Regions from separate parts of the Homo sapiens genome. Here regions 1 and 3 are each linked to region 2. A link is a loop called in an ENCODE intact Hi-C map of the cell type or tissue named here. Cell type or tissue: psoas muscle. All regions are shown on one strand.

The links. Hi-C counts contacts between places; a loop is a spot of excess contacts. Peaks named below come from ENCODE experiments on the same cell type or tissue, not always from the same donor. Only the 100,000 strongest peaks of a DNase experiment are listed, where the experiment ranks them.
Region 1: a loop joins it to region 2, with 3 times the contacts of the local background. A loop is called at or near these places in 13 of 110 quality-filtered maps.
Region 3: it touches region 2 in a loop (3.0-fold over the local background); 12 of 110 quality-filtered maps call a loop at or near these places.

Annotation. Positions count from the first base shown.
Region 1 is chr3:52,983,594-52,991,593 of GRCh38, reverse strand. All of the region lies in intron 1 of SFMBT1 (Scm like with four mbt domains 1), which reads left to right. Among named protein-coding and RNA genes, the nearest start is that of SFMBT1, 58 kb to the left of the region's middle. In psoas muscle, a CTCF peak has its summit at 4,411 (motif pointing right); no DNase peak of the experiment used is centred here; H3K27ac peaks cover 1,883 bases.
Region 2 is chr3:52,848,405-52,856,404 of GRCh38, reverse strand. STIMATE-MUSTN1 (STIMATE-MUSTN1 readthrough) reads left to right here. Exons shown (of 10, transcript NM_001198974.3): 2 at 961-1,009; 3 at 3,707-3,802; 4 at 6,492-6,613. It overlaps STIMATE (STIM activating enhancer), which reads left to right. Exons shown (of 8, transcript NM_198563.5): 2 at 961-1,009; 3 at 3,707-3,802; 4 at 6,492-6,613. Among named protein-coding and RNA genes, the nearest start is that of MIR8064, 5.9 kb to the right of the region's middle. In psoas muscle, CTCF peaks have their summits at 4,674 and 4,873; DNase peaks (open chromatin) are centred at 4,914, 6,504 and 7,574; H3K27ac peaks cover 2,760 bases.
Region 3 is chr3:53,191,671-53,199,670 of GRCh38, reverse strand. It overlaps PRKCD (protein kinase C delta), which reads right to left. Exons shown (of 19, transcript NM_006254.4): 19 at 6,954-7,563. The coding sequence ends at 7,405. Among named protein-coding and RNA genes, the nearest start is that of PRKCD, 34 kb to the right of the region's middle. RefSeq lists a silencer at 3,561-3,610 and enhancers at 5,204-5,498, 7,366-7,625. In psoas muscle, CTCF peaks have their summits at 3,352 and 3,552 (motif pointing right); DNase peaks (open chromatin) are centred at 3,610 and 5,010.

The DNA.
Region 1 (8,000 bases), 140 kb before region 2:
GGTGGGCGGATCACCTGAGGTCAGTAGTTCGAGACCATCCTGGCCAACATGGTGAAACCCGTCTCTACTAAAGATACAAAAATTAGCCAGGCATGGTGGCGCCTCCCTGTAGCCCCAGCTACTCGGGAGGCTGAGGCACGATAATTGCTTGAACCCAAGAGGTGGAGGTTGCAGTGAGCTGAGATTGTGCCACTGCACTGCAGCCTATGCAATAAGAGCAAAACTCCATCTCAAAAAAAAAAAAAAAAAAAGAAGTTTCAGCATGTGAATTTTGGGTGGGACACAACATTCAAACCACAGCAGGTAGGGAAGAATTCTCTAGAAAAGCACTGTAGGGTAATGGAGAGCTGTTATTTGAGGAAATGTTGGCACATGGGAATGGTGTGTACAACAGAACTGTTGAGGACTGTTGGACTGGGTGTTACTTATTAAAGTTTTCTCTAACTTTTAGAGTCACCAGCCTCAGTTATTCAGTGAAACAAAGAGCAATTTTAAAAAATCATCCAGGCAGCTGGCTTAATGTATGTAAAAATGCAGTGCTAGGTATAGTTGCTGAAGATACTATGCAGACGTTTGCAAATGAGACAGTAATGTGGGTGTAAAGTAGTTATTTGGGAAAAAATGAGCAAACAAAAAATGTTTATATGTTGAACTTCATTACTCATCATTTGAAGTGAAAAAATTATTCTCTTTATACTTCACCCCACTTCATTAATCTCTCTCCAAAATTGCAAGGTTGACATCACCCCATAGTAGTAATGTTTGTTCATTAGGTTTATTTCCTTGTTTTATGCGTAATATCTGAATTCCCAAGGCCAAAACTCCTTAGCTTTGATAATAGTATTTGTTAAAGTTGAGAAAACTTTTCCTTCCTTCCTTCTTTCCATCCATCCTTCTTTCCTTCTTCTCTCCCTCCCTTTCCTCTCTTTCTTGCTCAACTTTTTCTTGATGTTTTCAAAATATTAAGGTGGCTCTTTGAAGTTTAACAGTCCAACAGTCTGAATTTGTTTGACGTTTTGTTAAAGATTCCGAGAAAAGTAGTATTCTGGTGTTTGAATGGCTTATTGATTTTTTTTCTTTAAAGATTGCTTTGAGATGAAATTGAAGTAAACTTAAGACTTTGCATAGTTAGATTTGACATTAAGTCTCTTCAAGCATTTGGTTTTTGTTTCCAAGTGAGGAAGGACTGAGTGTTCTGTCATCTGACTCTGTGTCACAAAATTCCAAACTTGATGTGGCTGAGCCTGTGATACTCTTCAAAATACCATTTTGGAGGAATTTAATGTGAGTTAGACAACTGAGTCGAGTTGTCTTTTATACTTTAATAGAGAATAATACTGCATTTATCTCACATCCTATAAGAGAAAACTGAGGAAAAACCTTTTAATGACTTCGGGTGTATGCTTTGAGTTATTTTTACCTTTATGATGATGTTTTTCCTGAGTGAGTGGTTGTGTTTTGACCAACTAAGCCCATTTATTTTTTGAACATTTTAAATGCAACAATTAAAATGAACAACCCCTCCCAAGAAAAATCCTAAAAGACAACTAGCCTTTGGAATATATCCGAACAGTTTTAGTAGATGGTGCTGGAAATTTTTTCCCTTTGAAGGAGACATTAGTAACCAATTGTCTGCCTTAAGCCTACCTTTTTCGTTGTTAATTTGCAAATAATGAAGTTTTAAATTCTTGTCGGCCTGTTTGGATGACTTCAGACGTCTGTTTCAATGATAGTTTTGTCCAAGGCTGAAAGAAGTTATACATTATGTAAACACTATTTTTTTCTTTTTCTTTTTTTTTTTGAGATGGAGTCTAGCTCTGTCACTAGGCTGGAGTGCAGTGGCGTGACCTTGGCTTACTGCACCCTCTGTCTCCCAGGTTCAAGCAATTCTCCCAGCCTCCCAAGTAGCTGGGACTACAGGCGCGCGCCACCATGCCCAGCTAATTTTTGTATTTTTAGTAGAGACAGCATTTCGCCGTGTTAGCCAGGCTGTTCTCTATCTCCTGACCTCGTGATCTGCCCACTTCAGCCTCCCAAAGTGTTGGTATTACAGGTGTGAGCCACCACACCTGGCCTTATTTTTTTCTTATAAAACATGAACATTAGTAGGAATAGTTTTATGGAAGGCATGTTTCTTTCTTTCTTTCTTTCTTTCTTTTTTTTTTTTTTTTGAGATGGAGTCAGGCTGGAGTGCAGTGGCACAATCTGAGCTCACTGCAAGCTCTGGCTCCCGGGTTCACACACCATTCTCCTGCCTCAGCCTCCCAAAAGGCATGTTTCTTATAACACATGAAAACATGACCATTAGTAGCATAGTATTATTAAGGATTGAAAATTATACCAATAATTTTGTACTAAGCACTGTAAAGTGGAATTGGTAAGTCCTAATCTTAGAAAACTGGCCACCTTTGTAATATTGCATTTAAGTTCACAAAATAATAATTTAGTGGTAGGAAAGAAACCAAATTATTTTTAAGGAAAGAATAGAAAAGTGGAGAAAAGAAATCAGGAAGAGGAATCTTTCTGTTTAACAGGTGTAGAGATTTAACCAAAAATTTCTATATATTTAACATTAGATACTTTTGGTTTTCAGAGAATGTTTACATATGTTAGATTGAAAGGTGTGGGGGTACTGAAATCTATAAAAACAACTATTAAGGTGTGACTAGGGTCTAATACTAACCAAACAGAAGGCTGCCAAGTGTCCTGCTGCGCTTTGGAAATAACAGGTAAGTAAGTAGACTGCTATTCTGCCAGTTAGGGTTTTGGTTTTACATCTTGCATATAAGTCTGTTTAGATTCCTAATTAATTATCATAACCTAGGCTGGTTTTTTTCCTCATGTCCATTTAACTTTTTGTGCCAAATTATTTTACAGATTTAATGTGTTACGTAGTACATCTCTAGTAGTAACCAGAGATTTACTCCTTTTTTGGAAGCACTTACTTTAAAAGCTCCTGAAGAGTTGTTTTGTGTTCTAAATAATTTATACTTTTTCTAAATAACTAATACTTGTTCCTAGTATCATTGTTGTTAAATGTTCAGCATGCCTCTTAGGTATTGGCTCAGTGTTTTGCAGCAGACATTCACCATTGTGTTTCCCCGAGGATACCCTCGCAGCAGCATTACCCTGGAGTTGGGAGGCGTTCTTGAGGGACAGGTTCTTGAGGTGTTCTTGAGGGACTGACCTGTATGGTTGCCTGTCGTGATTTTTGAGGGGTGGTAGCCTATCCAAAAGTTCTCAATATTTATAACTGATAATCTAGTTCTTATAGGGCCTTAAACTTAAAAAAAATTCCAGTGAATTAATTGTACAGCATATGTGTCTATAGTCTAGGCATCTTTAAATTCTAACATAGAGCTTTTAAAAATGCTTGTATGTTTAATGTAACAATACAAAGCAGCAAAATCCCCAGAGCATCCTCTCTTATAATCACGAGTTAAAGTTTGGTGAGTGATTGGACCTCCCAAGGGTCTCTCTAAGTCAACCACTATAACTTCCCCTCAGCTCTCTTCTGGGTTGAGGCAGAGCCTGTTACTCCGTTGGGGAAAGACTTTGTTTTTTATGCTTTCCTGATGATTCTGACATTTTTGATGATGGCTGTTTATTACACTGATTTTTTTAGCCTTTTGGCTAAATTCAGTGTTATTCCATTCTTAATTCAGTGTTATTCCATTCCATTAAAGAATTAATAAGGAAATGTGTTTTAATTTAAAAATGTGTACTGTATCCTTTCATATGAATTAATCTGTTTTAGGGCCCTACTAGAATAAGATTTTAGAAGCTTATAGATGGCAGCATCTGTCTAGGTGCCATCCAGACTCTTGGTTACTCACCATTCTAAGCAGAACAGTATGGAACTTAGAAGTTAAATGAATGAATGAATAAAACAACTTGAGCGCAGATCATCTAGGGCCATCACTCTATGGTATAAGACATACCTCACAATTATCCTTGTATTCTCTGAGCTCCAAGAAAAGCCCCAGAGCCCAGAAACACTAAGGAGCTCAGGCTTGGGATCAGATGAGGGTTCAAATGCTGCCCCTGCTGCTTCCTATCTACAGTCATGCATGGCATGATGGTGTTTCAGTCAATGGTGGCCTGTATATATGACGGTGGTCCCATACAGTTATAATGGAGATGAAAAATTCCTATGGCCTAATGATGATGTAGTAGCCATCCTAAAGTCATAGTGAGATACCTACTCGTGTTTGTTGTGGTACTGGTGTAAATAAACCTGCACTGGCAGTTGTATAAAAGCATAACACATACAGTTATGTACAGTACATAATACTTGATCATAATATATAACTGTGGTTTATTTACTGTACTTTTAAATCATTATTTTAGAGTATATGCCTTTTATTTATTAAAAAAAAATTAACTGTAAGCCAGCCTCAGACAGGTCCTTCAGGAGGTATTCCAGAAGGAGGCACTGTTATCAAGGAGATGGCAGCTCCATGCATGTTATTGCTCCCGAAGATCTTCCAGTGGGACAGGATGTGGAGGTGGAAGACAACGATATTGATGATCCTGGTCGTGTGTAGTCCTAGGCTGTTGTGTTAGTTTTTAACAAAAAGTTTTAACAAGTAAATAAAAAGTTAATAGAAAAAAGTTATAGAATAAGGATATAAAGAAAAAATATATATATTTTGAGATGGAGTCTCACTCTTTCGCCCAGACTGGAGAGCAGTGGCACGATCTCGGCTCACTGCAACCTCCACCTCCCGGGTTCAAGCGATTCTCCTGCCTCAGCCTCCTGAGTAGCTGGTATTACAGGCACTCGCCACCACACCCTGCTAATTTTTTTTTTTTTTTTGAGACAGAGTCTTGCTCTGTCACCAGGCTAAAGTGCAGTGGCGCGATCTCGGTTCACTGCAACCTCCACCTCCCAGGTTAAAGCGATTTCCCTGCCTCAACCTCCCGAGTAGCTGGGACTACAGGCACCTGCCACCATGCCTGCCCGACTAAGTTTTTTTTTTGTATTTTTAGTAGAGATGGGATTTTGCCATGTTGGCCAGGCTGGTCTCAAACTCCTGATCTCAGGTCACCTGCCCACCTCGGCTTCCCAAAGTATTGGATTACAGACGTGAGCCATGGCGCCCGACCAAAAAAATATTTTTGTACAGCTATACAGTGTTTGTATTTTAAGCTATGTGTTATTACAAGAAAGTCAAAAAAATTTTAAAAATCAAAAAGTTTATAAAGTTACAGTAAGCTAAGGTTAATTTATTATGGAAGGAAGAAAAGTATTCTTAAAACAAATTTAATGTGGCTTACATGTGCAGTGTTTAGAAAGTCTACAGTAGTATACAGTAATATCCCAGGCCTTCACATTCACTCACCACTGACTGACTCACCCAGAACAACTTCCCAGTCCTGCAAGCTCCATTCATGATAAGTGCCCTATATAAGTGTTCCATTTTTTATCTTTTTTTTTTTTTTTTTCCTGAGACGGAGTCTCACTCTGTCTCCCAGGCTGAAGTGTAGTGGCATGATCTCAGCTCACTGCAACCTCCACCTCCCAGGTTCAAGCAATTCTCCTGCCTCAGCCTCCTGAGTAGCTGGGACTACAGGCGCCCACTACCACACCGAGCTAATTTTTGTATTTTTAGTAGAGACGGGGTTTCACCATGTTGGCCAGGCTGGTCTCAAACTCTTCACCTCAAATGATCTGCCCACCTTGGCCTCCCAAAGTGCTGGGATTACAGGCGTGAGCCACCTCGCCTGGCCTCATTTTTTATCTTTTATGATATATTTTGACTACACCTTTCCTATGTTTAAATATGTTTAGATACACAAATACTTACCATTGTGTTACAGTTGCCTACAGGTTTGTAGCCTAGGGGCAATAGGCTACACCGTATAGCCTAGGTGTATAGTAGGCCGCACCATCTAGGTTTGCGTAAGTATACCCTATGATGTTCGAATAATGACAAAATTGCCAAACAACAAATTTCTCAGAACATATCCTCATTATTAAGCGATGCATGACTGTGTATGAACTGACATGTTAACTTTTCCTCATCTGTAAAATGGAATTATCATTGTATGAGTTAAGCAGAATAGGATTAAATAAAAGATTATTAAAAAATAATAAACACTTAAATATTAAGCTTACCATGTGTTGGACAGTGTTCTGTGTGCCTAATTATTTAGTATACAATACATAAAAAGTGCCAGGCACATACATAGTAGGTACTCAAATAATCTTTTCTTTTTTCTTGATAAATGGTTAACAAGCATTTGTTCTGTTGAGATGAAGTTTCTGATCTGTGACTTGACATGAGAAAGCTGAGAAACAGCAACCATGAAATTACAGAATAATTTCAAGTCTTTTCATAACTGAACATGGTCTTTTCCTATAATCTTTTTATAATACTATTGGAATTGGTATGTTTTGACAGTGCTTGTGTTGGTGAATCAAATAGCTCCTGATTTAATCAGAACAAAGACATACTGTTTCAACATGTGCTCATGTTACTGGCTCCCATAAATAAAGCATTTAATTGATGAAAATGTAATCATATTTGAACTCTGGAAGAGCTACCGTTCCAGCCTATAAGATAATATAAGGATAAAGAATGATTTTAAATGCTTTTGACATATTCTGGTACAGTGAAAGATAATTTCAAAACTGCAATTTAGTCGTCTTGGTATCTGGCAAAGAGGAGGTGCTCAATATCCTGGTACTAATCAGTAATTGCTAAGGAAGCCGGGCTGCGAAGTGGTCATACTTAGCCAACTGTGGACCAGGGATTTATAGGGTGGTCAGCCTGATATTTCCAAACTCATTATAGTATGAATCATTATAGTATGAATAGACACACACACACACACACACACACACACACACACACACACACAGTATTTAGTATAGTATTCAGTATATATTATAATAATATATATTACCTATATTCAATATAGTATTCATTATAGTATGAATTTTTAAAGATTATTTATGCCTGAGATTATTGAAAGACATACATTAAAGAAAGCTAGAAAATTTGTCATTGAAGTGCCTGTATTGGAAAGTATGTGGGTGTTGAAATTGGAATGTTAAAAAACAAGGCAGCATAAATTACTGAATTGCTATGGGGAAATGCCTTCAAGGCTGATTGGTAAACCTAGAGAACGTGAAATGTAAGATGGGATTGAAGCCAACAAGGAGGTTCCCAAGGGGCAAAAAAAAAAAGAATTGGCCCCATTCTTGCTGTCTAAAAAAGTTTTTTATGATGTTCAAATGAAGCATCGTGGGTGAAAAAAAGCTTATAAATTGGAGACACTACACAGATAGTAATTATACTTTTGTTGATTGAAAACATTTTCCTGAAAACTCCAAGAACAAACCTTTAGTGGTGAGGGAAGTAATCATATTGCCCTATTTTGCACTGAAGCTCATCATAATTTTTCTTCCTCAAACCATTCCTACTTCAGACTTCCCTTTTTCCATAAGTGGCAGTTCTATCCTTCCAGTTGCTTAAGCCAGAAACTTCAGTCAGCCCAGATACTGCTCTTTCTCTCATACACCAAATCCATCTTACATCTTCCTCCACATTTTCACTTCTCCTGTCCTAGACCTAGCCACCAACACCTTTCACTTGGATTATTCTGTGGTCTTTTTAGTTGGTCTTCCTGCTTCTGCTCTTGCTTTCTTCTCACATAGCTGCAGAGTGATCCTTTTAAAAGATAAATCAAATTATGTTCCTCCTCTGCTCAGAATCCTTCAATGGCTTCCCCAAAGCCAAAATCTTCACAGCAGCCTGCAAGTTCATATAAAATATGACTCCCTGATAGCTTCCTGAGTTCATCTCCTAGCATCTCTGCTGTGATCATTTTGTTCCAACCACTGTGGCCTCAAATACGCCACACAAGCTCCCACTTCAGAGACTTTGCTCTTTTTGTTTTTCTGCCTTGAATATTCTTCCGCACGTACCCACATGGCTCACTTCCTCATTTCCCTCTGGTGTTGTTTTGTGTTACCTCAACACTAAGGCTTT
Region 2 (8,000 bases):
CCGGCCATAGAGCTGCCTTTCTAAAACTTAGTCCCAACATGTCTTTGACTTTGCTTAGAACTCTTCCCTGGCTTTTCGTTTCCTGCAGGATTCATTCTAGTTTCCTTGGCCCAGCATTCAAGACCCTCCCTCATTTGGCCCCTGCTCAATTTGTCACCCTGCTACCTGCCGCTCCTCCAGGAGGTTCTCTTGTTACCTATTGTGTTAAAGCCAAATTAAATGAGGCCAGACACACTCTGCCATGCTTTGTCCCTGTACCTGTTGGCTTGTGATATTTCCCAGAATGTATCTTTTCTCCCCTCCCTGATCCATTTGCCAAATTCTTACCCAGCCTTCAGGGCTTGGCTTGACCGTCCCCCATCAGTAAAGTCTCTTCTTCACTGGAAGATGGAAGATACACAAACACTTCGGTCCCCACTGTGGGGTTGGCCATCCTTCCCTTGTGCCATCGTTCTGCGACAGACTTCACTCTTCTCTAGCACGTGTCACACCGTATGTGATATGTACGTGTCTAGCCCCCTGGTTGCAAGACAACTGGTTTTACCTTTGTATCCTTAGTGCCTGGGTTGGAGTAGGCACTCAGTAAACGTTTGAGTTGATGATGGATTTGTCCTTGGATAGAGCACATCCTGAAGTTAGAAGCAGCTGCGTTCCGCTTTGTCATTACCAATCCTTATCTGAGTGAGCCTTGTGTGTCACAAAGGGAAAAATACAGTTTTCCACATGCTATGAGGAGTCCTTCTCCCTAAGTGTCCAGTTCTAAAGAGTCCATACCAATCATCGGCAACACAGGACCTCAGTGACCTTCGCAGGGCTTACTGTATGTTGTTACATGTTAAAAGAGTGTGTGTATTACCTTGGTTATACACACAGTGAGTAGACTGATAACCCAGCTTGTTATGTGCATCTTGCTTTATGTAACTTCTTTGGAAAACTACTGATGTCTGTCTTTTCTTTCAGTCAAACGCTTCAGAGAACCAAAGCATGAAAGACGTCCGTGGAGGATATGGTATGTGTTTAGGTATTAGTTCATTCTGGAGTGCTTTTGACTATGTTGGGGGTCTTGGGGCTGGGGGTGGGGTATGGTGTTGGAGTGGGGAGGGCATGGAATGTGAGAAATGATACATAATATAATGTATGTGGAATCCCTGAATTAAATTCATTAGGAACTGTGTATATTATGAAAGCATTTTTGTTTCTCCAGGTAACTTTTGATCCTACCTTTATTTTAGAATCACTCTGCTTCCACTTCTAGAAGATGGAAGATACACAAATACATCAGTCCCCGATGCTGGCTCCTTCATCTATGTCTACCTGTTGTTAGATTTGGTTTAAATTCCTGGATTCTGTGTTCTGTATGTGCAAGCAAAAACTAGCCTAAATTTGGAGATCAAACATAGCATATAAACGCTCCTCTCTCCAAACGAGTCTTTCTTGGTCCTAGCATAAAGGAAAACTATTTCTCTACTCAAAATACTTCTGACACCAAATATATGAGGGTTTTCTTCCCCCAGCATCAACCAGCTTTCCAACTCTGCAAATACCACTTGGGTGTCCCATAATTTAATTCACTTCTGACACTTAACTACCTGGAGTTAGAACAGAATCCACAGGTTAAGGGCTCAGTCCCACAAACTGCCCCCTTCTTCATGCCAGTTGCAAGTAGTGGGGTCCTCAGGGTATCCACATTTCTGTCCAACTTTGCTATAAAGTCAGGGGTTCCCACAACCCCCACTTCCCCGCTAAGGTTCAGTAATTTGCTAGAACGGCTCATAAAACTCAGGGAAACATTTACTTACATTTACTGATTTATTATAAAGGACACAGATGAACGCTAGATGAAGAGGTGCATAGGGCGAGGTCCAGAAGTGTCCTGAGCACAGGAGTTGGGGTGTGCCCCCTTCCCAGCACATGGATGTGTTCACCAGCCCGGAAGCGCTCCAAATCCCATTGTTTAGGGATTTTTATGGAGGGTTCATCATGTAGGCATGATTGATTGTTAACTCAGTCTCCAGCCCCTCCCTTCTCCCTGGAGGGTGGGGGATTAGGGCTGAAAGTTCTAAGTTTCTGATCATGACTTGGTCCTTTTGGTGACTAGCCCCATCCTGAAGCTATCTAGGAGCCCACTAAGACTTCCTTCATTAGAGCAAAAGGCTCCTGTCTTCCGGGAAATTCCATGAGGTTTAGGTGCTCGTATCAGGACCAAGGCCAGAGACCAAATACTAGAACAAAAACTCCTCTTAGCACCTGTGTTACTCAGGAGATTACAAGTGTTTTAGGAGCTCTGTGTCAGAAACCAGGACAGAGACCAAATACATATATTTCTTAAATAGACTTTGATATATACATCAAGCATATATTTATTTCACAGATTATGATCCTGCAGTCACAATTTTTCCTTCGTGAAATGGTGGTAAAGCTTCAGAAGTAGGTTCTAAAGACAAAACTCCAAAATAATACATCACTTGGAAGGATACAGTCAGCTCTTCAAGACAGCACTGTGTCCACAAGAAGCTGCCTGTTTTAGGCTGCCTTGGGCTTCTACATTTCCTAACAAAATAGCCATTTTATCCTTCAGAGGAAACGTCAGTAATCACTGTGATAAAATTATTAAGCGTGTACTTGTTCTTAAACGTGTTGCTGGCGAATTTGATAATTCTTTTTATTTTCCCCCCGTTGATTTTTCTCAAACCCTGTTAACTTTAGAATGTGTGACTCCCACCTCAGGGCTGGGGCAGGACCTGGTGGGAGACCTAGCTTTGGGGCTCTCTTGAGTCTTACATACGTTGTCCTTTGGTAACTCCTCCTTTGCAGTGAGTCTAGGGAATGATTTTCCAGCCACCGTCGCTGGGTTGGTCTGGATAATCTCTGCAGTCCTGAGACCCTGCCCAGCTGGGCGGCTGTGAGAGACAGCCATGACCAAGAGGTGCCTCGACCACAGAGGAGAATGGCTACCTGGTGCTGGTGGTGGAGGACATACTGAAGGCACACGCTGTCTCCACCATGCTCCTGTCACATGGGTCGGGGTTAGCTCCTCTCAGAGATTAACACCCTTGTTTTTTCTTTTTTGAAATGCTTACCATCTAGTCCAGGGGCTGGCACACTACAGCCCTCAGGCCCGGTGTGTATGATTGGAATAGCTGTGTCTATGACTGCATCATTCTCTAGCGGCAGGGCTGAGGAATTGAGACAGAGATCATATGGCGCACAAAACCTCAAATATTTATTCTTTGGTCCTTTACAGAAAAAATTTGCCTACCCTGATCTAGCCCATTGTTTAAATGGCAGCAGCTGAAATTTCTTTAGGGATCCAGCTGCAGTACTGGATTTGTGCACGTCTTGTTAATTTCACACATAATTTAGCTCATTGTGAGTGAAGTTGAATGGGAGCTCTTTAAAATAGAGGCACCTTGGGCTTCATCACAAAGCAGCGATTGAGCATTTTATTTTGAAGTAAGAAAAAAATTTAAAACGTATTTTAAATATCAATCCTTGACCTTTTAGGGTTTTCAAAGGCAGTGTTATTGAAGGCTTTGAAAGGTGGCTGAGATGCCAAGCCTGAGTTAGTGCTCAAGGCCCCAGGAAGAGATAACCAGTGATTGGAAGGTTGGGGTGGCTTTCTTCCTGTTTCAGTCTTCTCGTTTTCCTCAAATTGGATATTGCGCTCCTGTCAGGCTAATAACCAGTGCTGGTTTATTTTGTACAGGTTTTTAGACACTTCCAAACAAGCCATAGGAATGCTGTTCATCCACTTTGCAAATGTATACCTAGCAGATCTCACTGAAGAGGACCCTTGTTCACTGTAAGTGTTCCCTATTTGAGTGCAAACATCAGCTGCCCCTCCATTGAAAATATAGGCTGGCCTTGCTTTCTGCTGCTGGTCCTGCTCCCTCTGGCTTGGGGAGAGGGTGCTCCCCTTTTCCTCTGTGCTCCTCTGAGAGACCATCCTGTACATGCTGTCCTGGAGCTCACTTACACAGCTATCAGTTGGCTTGTAGGGCTTTGCGTGTTGACACTTTCCCCATGCACTGGCTTTCTGTTCATCAATCCAAGTTCTGTCCTTTGATTTTCTAGTGTCCTTATGTCTCCCAGTTTCCAAGCCGCCCCTGGCAAGGAAGGATAATGCCCTACAGGAGTGTCTCTGCTCTGGAACCAGGACACACCAGGGCTTCTCTGTGGCGTCAGCCATTCAGGGTCAAAACTGTTGTTGACCCTCATTGACCTCTTCCACCTTATCATTGCAATGTGCCTTCCATGCAGCCCCCAGAGCAATCCATCTGTGACCTCAATCCGGCCATGATATTCTGTCCTCCTTGCTGATGGCACCCACATAGTGCTTCTCTTAGCAGGTGGAGTGGCAGAGGAGGCTTGCCTACCTCATCCTGGCCCCATCTTCTGCCTCCCTTTGTCCTCATAGCAGCCTGCCATATATTAATGGAGACTTTGATCATCCCCATTTTACAGTGGTGGAACTGAGGCACAGAGAGGTTATATATACTGTAAGTTCACACCGCTCAGGAGTCATGGAGCCCAGCCAGTCTGGCTTCCAGGGCCCACATGATGCTTTGCTGTCTGTCAGAATCATCTGTGTTGAGGATGGAACATAGAACTTTCTCTCTTTATTCCCAAGGCATGGCACACAGTAGGCTTGTAAATGTTTGCTAAGTGAATGAATGAAAGTAAGGTCTGTATGTACATCACATGTCCTTGTTCTCGCAGGCGTGAGATGCTTTGGACACAAAGTATCTGAGAGCAGCATAGCCTCAGGCCAGAGGGAAATTGCCTTGGAAGCAGTTGCTGCTCCTGCCATCTCTGGTCTAAGAGTGACCCCTTGTGATTTTACAGAGGAAGGGCAGGCAGGAGAAATGCCCCCTCCCTCTTTTCACTGGTTTTCCTGCTGACCTACCCTAGCACAGGCTGCGCCCTCTGGCATCAGAGTGCTGTGTGCACATCACCAAAGCTCCAGCCCAGGATAGGAGGCTGTGAGACTACACAAAATGTCTCAAGCCTCAGCAACTGGAAAGCTCACCACACCTGGAGTGTGTGGTGTCCTGCAGCTTACCTGCAAGGATTTCAGAGCCACATGGTATCGTAGAGGGTCAGTACTGGACCCAGTGCCCTTGTCTCCCACTCTGTCTACCATGGAGAGCTGGAGCTTGTGGTCAGCAGTGCTCAGCTGGATCTGGGTACAAGGCCCTCAAGAGAGGGTGAGTGGAAAAGGGCCTTTCTTTGGTGAGAGAAAAAATTTTGTGTCGGATGGAAACAGACCGTACAAGAACACAGTTCATGTGGTATGCCCTTCAGAGCCTCCTCCTCTCACTCCCCCAGTTATCTTGCCTTTTCCCATGGGGAGTAAAGCTCGCTCTTTAAAGTGTAGGCCGGGCACGGTGGCTCAGGCCTGTAATCCCAACACTTTGGGAGGCCAGGGTGGGCATATCCCTTGAGGCCGGGAGTTCAAGATCAGCCTGGCCAACATGATGAAACCCTGTCTCTACTAAAAATACAAAAATTAGCTGTGTGTGGTGGTGGGTGCCTGTAATCCCAGCTACTTGGGAGGCTGAGGCAGGAGAATCACTTGAACCCAGGAGGCGGAAGCTGCAGTGAGCTGATTGCACCGCTGCACTCCAGCATGGGCAATAGAGGGAGACTCCATCTCAAAAAAAGAAAAAAACAGTGTAAAAATATTACTTATGCTTGACTGCAGATGGGGATGGGCGAAGGCCATGTTGCCCTGTCCTCTTTGTCTGCGAAACCCGAGAGGCTGTTTTCCTGAACCTCTCTGGTGCAGCAGCACTGTTCTGGGCCTCCTGGGCTGGACTGTCAGGGAGTGAGCAGAATCATTGCCTAGGTGTTTCTGTCATCAGTTAAGTTCTGTTTCCTGTTGATTTCCCTGGCTGCTTCCAGGTACTCTGTCTTCCATTGAACCTTCGCCTGGCAGAAGCACTGGCAGGTTTTTGTTTTGTTTTGTTTTTTTGAGACAGAGTCTTGCTGTGTCACCACGCTGGAGTGCAGTGGTGCAATCTCAGCTCACTGCAACCTCCACCTCCCGGGTTCAAGTGATTCCCCTGCCTCAGCCCCCCGAGTAGCTGGGACTACAGGTGCGCGCCACCACGCCCAGCTAATTTTTTTGTATTTTCAGTAGAGACAGGTTTCACCGTGTTAGCCAGGGTGGTGTCTATCTCCTGACCTCGTGATCCACCCGCCTCGGCCTCCCAAAGTGCTGGGATTAGAGGCGTGAGCCACCGCGCGCAGCCAGCACTGGCAGTTTTAAAGTGTCTTTGTCCCTCACTCACCTCCCTCAGGTGGTCGCACTCCTGATGAGCTTCAGCACATGGTAGTGACAGCTACACTGGCACATGAGGGCTCCCAGCCCCCAGAATGGGCCCAAACAAATGCTGGGTCCATCCGCTTCCCTCAGGCCACCCTGCATCAGCCATGACCTCTGGCCCCGTGGCTTCTGCCGTGACCATGCATGTGCCCTGTCCTCACAGGTACCTCATCAACTTCCTCCTGGACGCCACTGTGGGCATGCTGCTCATCTACGTGGGGGTGCGCGCCGTCAGCGTCCTGGTAGAGTGGCAGCAGTGGGAGTCCCTGCGCTTCGGCGAATATGGTAATATGCTGTGGATGCCGGACAGGGCGTGAGGGAACTGCTGGAGGTCTCTGCTCCTTGCCCCATGCGGCCCACCAGGCAAACAGATCCAGAAATGGCTGGGGAGCTGCCATTGTCTTCTCTGTGTGGTAGAGGGGGCTGTTCTGGGTTTGAGCACACCCTCCTGTGGGTGTGGGTGCCTGCTTTACCACCAAGGCCCTCACCTTATGGCAGGGAAGGTGGCAGGAGGCAGGAGACACTAGACACAGAGAGAGGGCTGAATGTCTGCTCCTTCTAATGGAAGACACCAGCAGTCCCACACACAGGCCCGCAGGGACTCTTCGTTCTGCCAAGCTTCCTGTAGAGCTCACATCACCTGCCTACCAGGTTAAAGAGATGGGGCAGCTCTCATTTTTCGAAGGTGTTCAATAACGAGGTGGCAAGCCCTGCCCCTCTTTCTGCTGCACATCTGTGCTTGTCCTGTTGCTAGGCCATTCCACACGGCTGGTACTGGAGGGCACCTTCCTCAGGCCCTCACTGCCCTCTGAGGTTTCAGGACAGAGTTAGGGGTAACATCAGCTCTCTCCCACCCTCACAGCTGGCCCCAGGTGTCTGCAGACAGAAGCTCCTCTTCCAGGTGGATCAGTATCAGTGGAGCCTTTGCCTTGAGAGGGCCACAGAGGACAAGAGGGAGGGAGAGCGGATGGAATTCGGGATCCCCACTCTCCTGTCCTGGTCATGCCTCCCAAAGAGCTCATGGCTGTGGGCTCAAGGGCCACTCACTTCTAGATGGCTGAAGATTCACAAGGCACTGACAGTTTAAAAGGGGAGCCAATTCATGGAGCTGGCTATGAGTACCTTGGATATTTCCAGAAATGTTAAGTAATTGTTTGTCTCCGTTGAGGGGAGATGAGCTCAGGGCAGGGCTTTTCTTAGCCCCGTACTTGATGCCTGATGAGTCACTGACTTAAGATAGTGTCCAACACACAGCTTGTGCCTCCTATGGCTCCAGGGAAGGCTTCTGAGAAGCTGCGAGTCATTGAGTCCTCAGCTGCAGAACAGAAATGGACCACAGTCGGGGGACCAGCACAGCATCATCGTCATTTATAGAATGGGCACCCAAAGGAGTTAAGTGACGCGCAAAGCTCACCCAGCCAGTGCATGGCTATGGGAGCCTGGGCCTGCTGCACCAGGATACCTAAACCCTCCCACCACCCCCACAAACAGTGCTCACAACTACTTTGCAGTTGAGATCCCTTCTAGAAGGTGTGGCTCCCAGCTCTACTATAGCTGACCAGTGCTAAGGTGAATCCACTGGTCACCACTAGTCTGTCAGGTGCCACTCAGTGACCTGGGAGTGAAGATCAGGTCTGGTTCGGATACATCAAGCATTAACGCTACCAGCTGT
Region 3 (8,000 bases), 340 kb before region 2:
CTGCTGCCTTTTTTGAGACAGAGTCTCACTCTGTCGCCCAGGCTGGAGTGCAGTGGCACGATCTTGGCTCACTGCAATCTCTGCCTCCTGGGTTCAAGGGATTCTCCTGCCTCAGCCTCCCAAGTAGCTGGGATTACAGGCGCCTGCCACCATGCCTGGCTAATTTTTTTTTTTTTTGTATTTTTAGTAGAGATGGGGTTTTGCCATATTGGCCAGGCTGGTCTCAAACTCCTGACCTCAAGTGATCTGCCCGCCTCAGCCTCCCAAAGTGCTGAGATTACAGGCATGAACCACCATGCCCAGCCACTGCCCTGCTCTTGAGCCGGGTCCCCACCCTCGGCTGGGGCGGCTGGCCTCCACCACCCACCTGCTGGAGGACATGAACTCTAAGGCCTTGGGCTTTGGTTATCTGCCACCGTTAGTGCCACAGGCAGCACTAGAGGCCACTCCTAACTTTACCTACTTCTTATCCTTGTCCCTCCTCATACCAGAGCAGGGGAGGGGAAAAGAGAATGAGAGGCAGGCTGTGCTGGGGTGAAGCGAGCACTCAGTGGACACTCGGTATTCACTCACCTGTGCTCATTCCTCAACACTGACTGGCCACACACCACGTGCTGGGCTCACTGTGGGCTTGCAGTGGGTGCAAAGGACACTGAGTCAGGATTCTGCCCTCTAGGAGGTAGCATGTTGGGGACCAGCTGGCTGTTCTCTTTGAGGGTCTCCCTGCATCCCTGCCACTACCTTCCTGTGCAACCCTGGCCCAACCCCTTCTCCTCTCTGGCCTCAGCTTCCCCACTGTGAATCCATGGATATCCTCACTACAGACCCATAATCTCCAAGGGTCCTTCCAGCTCCAAGTCAGCCTGCCTGTGCCCATCGTTGCTGCCCTCTGCTGTCCCTGCCTGCCACTGGCTCACTTCTCTCTTATTGGACCCTCTGAGGACAGGACCAGGGTAGGGAGCCCTCGTGTTCTCTGACAGTTCCTGAGCAAGCCCAGGAAAAGAAGGGAGAATGTCCTGTTGTCTCTACAGGAAACATGACAAGGGAACCAACTCGCAGATGGAAGGAGCCCCCATTCCAGAGCTGTAGGCCACATCACTCAACCTCTCAGAGCCTGGGTTTGCTCACCGGTAAAAGGAGAGAGTCCCAGCCGTTTCCTCACGGGGCTGTTGTGACGACGAACTGCAGGCAACCATGCAGGAAAAGCATCAAGCACAGTGCTTGTCCCAGGGTGTTCTGACATGGGCTCTCAGGCCACACACCATGAGTGCCAGGCACAGTCATGCCTGTTGAGTGATGCTCGTCAAGGTCCTGGCACACAGCAGCCACCTGTTCCATGAAGGAATATACAAATTTGGGAACAGAGCGCAGCACTGCCCACCCTACTCACAGCTCCTGCATCTACCACCCCAGGTGAAACTGATAGAAAGCTAAACTCCCCTCTCCTAAGAAGAAAAAGGAAAAGTACCTTCCCCAAAGCTCTGAGCTTTATCCAGTACTTAATGTGGGCTGAGCAGCAAATGTCAGGGCTTTCAGAGTTATGTATTTCAGGACAGAGACAGAGAAGAAATTAGGAGTCTTTGTATTAGTCTGTTCTCACACTGCTAATAAAGACATATCGGCCAGGTTCAGTGGCTCATGCCTGTAATCCCAGCACTTTGGGAGGCCGAGGCAGGCAGATCACCTCAGGTCAGGAATTCGAGACCAGCCTGGCCAACATAGTGAAACCCCATCTCTACTAAAAATACAAAAATTAGCCAGACGTGCTGGCAGGTGCCTGTAATCTCAGCTACTTAGGAGGCTGAGGCAGGAGAATGGCTTGAACCTGGGAGGCGGAGGTTGCAGTGAGCCAAAATTGCACCACTGCACTCCAGCCTGGGAGACAGAGCAAGACTCTGTCTCTAAATAAATAAATAAGGCCGGGCACGGTGGCTCACGCCTGTAATCCCAGCACTTTGGGAGGCCACAGCTGTAGGATCACCTGAGGTCAGGAGTTCAAGACCAGCCTGGCCAACATGGTGAAACCCCATCTCTACAAAAATACAAAAATTAGCCAGGCGTGGTGGCAGATGCCTGTAATCCCAGCTACTCAGGAGGCTGAGGCAGGAGAATCACTTGAACCTGGGAGGTGGAGGTTGCAGTGAGCCAAGATCGCGCCATCGCACTCTAGCCTTGGTGACAGAGTGAGACTCCATCTCAAAAAAATAAATAAATAAAAAATAAAATAAAATAAAGACATACCTGAGACTGGATAATTTATAAAGGAGTTTTAATTGACTCACAGTTCTGCATGGCTGGGGAGGCCTCAGGAAACTTACAATCATGGCAGAAGGTGAAGCAAACACGTCCTCCACGTGGCGGCAGCAAGGAGAAGTGCAGAGTGAAGTTGGGGGGGGCGGGGAATGTCCCTTATAAAACCATCCAATCTCGTGAGAACTCACTGTCATGAGAACAGCATGGAGGTAACCGCCCCCATGATTCAATTACCTCCCACTGGGTCTCTCCCACGATACCAGGGGATTATGGGAACTACAGTTCAGGATGAGATTTAGGTAAGGACACAGCCAAACCATATCAATCTTCTAAGCCCCACTTAAGAAGCCTGATTTAGGAACTGGCGTTCAAGTTCTGAAGACTTAAATCACTGAGGCTATGTGAAGGGCTGATTCAATCTGACGACCAGACTCAAGGAGTGCCCCAAACCTCACATGTCTGGCCTGATCTGGGCTGTGCTGACTCAGGCCTGGCTCTCACCTTTGGGGGCCTTTGTCCCCATTCCTTTCCTTTGCTGCCAGGTCTTGTATTTTCAGCTGCATGTATCTCCCCCTGCCCCAGCCTAAGGAGATAAAGTGCCTGGGAGGATGGTCAGCACTCAGGAAACCACAACCAGCTCCCCAGCCTCTGACACCACAGTCGTCCGGGATCACGTGCTGGGCACAGTCAGGGTGCAGGGGGGAGCTGAAGATCCCATCCAGCTTTGAGGGAGGCCGAGGAAGGGGCAGGTGCATGGTGAGCTCATGGGCACGGTGGCTCACGCCCGTAATCACAGCACTTTGGGAGGTCGAGGTGGGAGGATTGCTTGAGCTCAGGAATTTGAGACCAGTCTGGGTAACATGGTGAAACCCCAACTCTACCAAAAATACAAAATTAGCCAGGCAGGGTGGTACATGCCTGTGGTCCTAGCTACTCGGGAGGCTGAGGGTGGGAGGATTGCTTGACAAGCCCAGGAGGTCGAGGCTGCAGTGAGCTGTGATGGCACCACTGCACCCCAGCCTGGGTGACAGGTCAAGACCCTGTCTCTAAATAAATTAATAATAAATGGGGGAATGTGGCTGTGACGTTGGAATGGTTGAATTTAGGGCGGTCCGGAGATCCTAAAAATACCAGGGGGCTGTCTAGCTGTAACCTCCACGTCTCTGAACCTCTCCAAAATGGTCACCCAGTACCTCTTTATTGAAATATTTCCCCAGGGAGTAGTGACACGAAGTGAGAAAGCCGGCGCTCCCTTCCACGGGGGTCCTCCCCTCCTGGGGTCTGCGGCCTCAGCGCCCGCGAGCCTTCTGGCCGCCAGAGGGCGCTGTAGCCCAGCTGGGGCCGCGTGCTTTCCGCACCGTTCTTCCCTAGCCACCAACCCTCCGCCCGTGGTCCTTGCGCAGGCGGGGCGCAGGTTGTGGAGGGGATGCTCGGGCCTCTGCGGGCCAAGACTGGGCCATACAGGCAGGTGACTTCGCCTTCCAGGGTGTGGCCTGTTCAGAGTAGCATTTTCTGGCTTCACCAGGATGACTGGGCAAAATGCAGATTCCCCAACTGGCTCTGCGCAGGTGGGACCGCAGGGGCAGCTTTCAAAGTACTGATGCCCGGCCCTCCACAGATCACCGAGTAAGTAGACCAGGGCAGCCTGGCATCGGCTTCCAGTGACAGCCAGGGCTGAGACCCGCTGGTTAGAACTTGACATGGTACCAACACACGCTGAATTTGGGAGCCACTGCCTTAAAGGGACTTGGGGTCTCGGCAGTCCATTCATTCATTCATTCATTCATTCATCCATTCATTCATCCATCCATCCTTCCATCCATCCTTCATCTCTGCAGCTCTTTGCTGTGCCTGAGACCTTGGATGCCCTCACGAGCTGGCCTGTGGAACCACAGGGTAGAATCTGGCTGCATCTTTGATTCTCTCAATGTCTCTTTTTGCCGATCACTTGGCCCTGCACCACTTTCCACGCCAGGAGAGTATTTAACCAGTTCCCCGGCTGCTGGGCCTTCTGCTTGCTTCCAGTTTTTCCATTAATCCATGCAGTGGTGGGCTTCCTGGCAAGCCTTCTGGGGCCCTTGGGTGAAGTTCCCAGGTAGCTCTGCCTGAAAGGCACCACTGGGTCATGAGGCGGGTGCATTTAACCGCCCACCTGCGGTCCAGTTAGAGGACTTGCACTCGAAGTGCAGTGTGCAGTGGACAGGCCTGCTCTCCTGAGCATGTTTCATCCCACCCGGGCACGGGGTCATAGTGGCTGCTGTTTCCTATGCACCTAGTGCACGCTGAGCTCATGCCCTGCACTTAGAGACATCATCACAGTCCACGGCAGCCATCATGGTAATCCCCATTTTACAGTAGAGGAATTTAGGGCACTGGGAGGTTAAGTCATTTACTGAGGTCACACAACCAGGGACATGCACAGTTCGAACCCAGGGCTGTCTAGTAGCCGAGCTCATGCTCCTGCCTCCAGGCCCTCCTGTATCCATGCTGCTCGGCCCAGCACTGATGGGGCACCCAGCTCTGTTTGGCCCTTGCAGGGTCGGGGGTAGGCTGGCTGCTGCTCAAATACCTACTTGGCAGGTGGGAGGCAGAGGGCAGTCTGCCTGCTTCAGGGTCCCCAGGTCCTAGTGAAAGTGTGGTTCAGGGCCCAGCCTTAAGAGGCATTTCCTGAGGCTGCTGGGTCAAGCCTGGCACCCACCCAATGGCTGGGAATGGGCCTGGAATGGTGTAGCCTCCCAGGCAGTTTGGCAGTGTCCCCAGCAGCTGCTTCCTGTCCTGGGCTGCTTGAGGTGGACCTCACGGGCCCAGCCCCTGTCCTTTCCTGGGCTCTGCCTGGCACCACTGAGTAGTGGACCAACAGTCCTACAAGGGCCTGCCAGAGTCAGTTCCATGAGGCAGCAGGATTAATGGTCTGGTTTTACAGATGAGGAAACTGAGGCCCATGAAGGAACTCATCGAGTGCCTGGTATGTAGGTAGCGGAGTGGAATTCAAACCCCAGGCTTCTGATTCCAGGCACCATGTTCTTCCCACCACCCTCCACTGCCTCTGGCTGATAAACAACCTATTCCCCGGTTCCACACGGGAGGAAACGGCTCGAGTTACAAGGCTCCGCTTTGGTGCTTCAGGAGGACGCTGGGAGGCTCTGAGTTCAGACACCAACCACGTTTTTGTTCTAACCTCCCTCTGAATGGCTCCATGAGGGTTCTTGGGGAATGTGTGTGTTGTGGCAGAGGCAGGGAACAGGGGGTCTCCAGGCACCTCCTCTGGGCTCCTACAGCCCCAGTGTCCCAGAACAGAGCCTATGCCATGCTGCCAGTTCCTCCACGTGTGATCCCACAGGACAAGCACTTTCTGAGGTTTTCCCTGCTGTCCTGGACACCCAGGCTGGCCCAAGGCAGAGCAGGAATTCAAGAGGAAGGTTCCTTGAGAAGATAGGAGGTGGGGAGGAGAAGGGGACATTTGGTCTCTTTGGGGAGAGTTTGGCCCCCATCCCTGCAGCCCCCTCCCTGGGCCAGCACCAGCCCCATACCATCCCACCCTCTCCGGTTGTGGAAACTTGTACCTCAGCCCAGAAAAATGAACTTGCTGGAAGTCAGTTGCTTGGCTGCCCAGGCCAGCCAATCCGGTGCTAGGAGTGCCTCGCCCCCCTCTAGGGACAGAGGGCCAGGGCTGGACCAGAGGGGCTGAAGAGCAGGCTCTGCCTGAGACCGGTGTCCCAGACAGCAGGGCGGGAACAGAAAGAGGGAGAGGTAGCGAGGGAGGCGGAAGCAATGAAAAGCCAGGAGAGGGGGAGACATGGAAACGGTGGGGAGGAGGGCAGAGCAGACACACTGTCTCCAGCTGTGCACTCTTGGGGGGATGCCGGCACCTCCTGGTCTCCTGGAGCCATTCCTCACCTGCACGACAGGCACACTGGAGCATGTCTGTCAACCTTGGCCCAGTCACTCAGCATTTTTCCACCTTTCTCTCCCACCCTGCCTGTCTCTCCTTCCCCAGGTAGGCAAAAGCTGCTATGATATAGATTCTAGAATTTAGACACAGACTCCTCTGCGGCAAAGGCAGGGATAAATGGTAATGAGATGAGGAGTTACAGCTATGGTCTCCTTGCCTTGTCCCCATTTTAGAGGAAACTGAGCCTTTTTCTCCTTCTTTTTCTTCTTCTTCTTCTTTTTTTTTTTTTAAAGAGACAGGGTCTCGCTATGTTGTCCAGGTTGGTCTCAAACTCCTGGGCTCACACAGACCTCCCACCTCAGCCTCCCAAAGGGCTAGGATTATAGGTGTGAGCCACCACGCCCACCCAATACTGAGGCTTAAAATGATCAAGTGACGTGCCCACATCCTTTGGCTACTCTGTGATTTAAATCCAGATATGCTTGAAGCCTGAGCTGTATTTTCTTCCTCTCCCTTGTCCTCCTCCCTCATCTGGAGCCAGCCTCAAAGCCTCTGCTCATGTCTTCTACTTCTCTGCCCTTCCAGAGACAGCTACAGCTGGTCCCATCACCCCACAGAGACATCTGGGGCTCCCTGTCGCCACCCAGAAAAGCTGTCTGCCTTAGGCCCAGGGTCCTGGGGCCAGAGGAAACCCATAAATACAAACACATTTGCATGAAGGCCCAGCAGTTGGCTTCCGGGCCAGTGCTGCCAAAAGTGGGAGTGGCCACCACCAGCTTCCTGGGACAAACGTGTCCTGACAACCAGGTTGGTACTATTTGGTGTTTATTTAGACACACAAATAAACCTGGTGGTTCAAACAGCTTGTGCTCCTTTTTTTTTTTTTTTGTCATATATATATTTTTTTGAAAAAGATCAACATATCACCAGTCCCCCATGGTTTTTCTCTACTGAGCAATATATACAGCCTATTATATATATATATATGTCTATGTATATAATATATATTTTCAATAGATAACTACATTCAAGTAATGAAACACAGGATTTACAATTTCCCTCCGAAGGCAGAGGAAAAGCAGATTCACACACAGTTCACAGAGGAAGTACCATGAGAGCCCGGCCAGACGGCAGCCAAGGACGCTCTGGGGGCAGGGGCGGGGCCAGCAGCAGAAGTCACCACAGTCCCACTGGTGCTTATCGTGGGGAGCGGGCAGGTGTGGGTGGAGGGCAGGGCTAGCCTGATCTGTCCAGGAACCTCAATCTTCCAGGAGGTGCTCGAATTTGGGGTTCACAAAGGAGAAGCCAGCGAATGCAGACTGGTCCATGGAGTCGATGAGGTTCTTGTCGCTGTAGGAGAGGCGCGCCTTCTCGTTCAGGAACTCCTGGTCAAAGTTACTGTAGTCTCTGGGTGACTTCTACAAGCAGAGGGCAGGGGTGAGCGAACAGGACCTAGGGAATGGCCCTCCAGACACCCCAGGCTGGAGTCCCTGCAGGGCTGGGCCAGGCCAGAGCTGTCCTCACCCAGAACAGAAGACAGAGCCTCCCCTAGCAGCCTGAAAGGAGCCCCATGGGAAGGAGGCTGCCATTTCCCCAAGAGGATGAGGAAAGTGACCAGGGAGCTCTGGGCCTGGGTTAGGAGAGGTGGTAGCCTCTTGCTCAGAGACCACCGAATCACAGCCCAGGGAGGCTCACTTACCACCTGTTTTTGTGGGGACCACAAGCTAAGAATGGCTTTCACATTTTTAAATGGTTGGAAAAAAAATCAAAAGAAAAATATTTCATGACATGAAAATTAGGTGAAATTCAAATTTCACTTTCCATAAATAAAGCTTTTGTAATACACAACCATGCC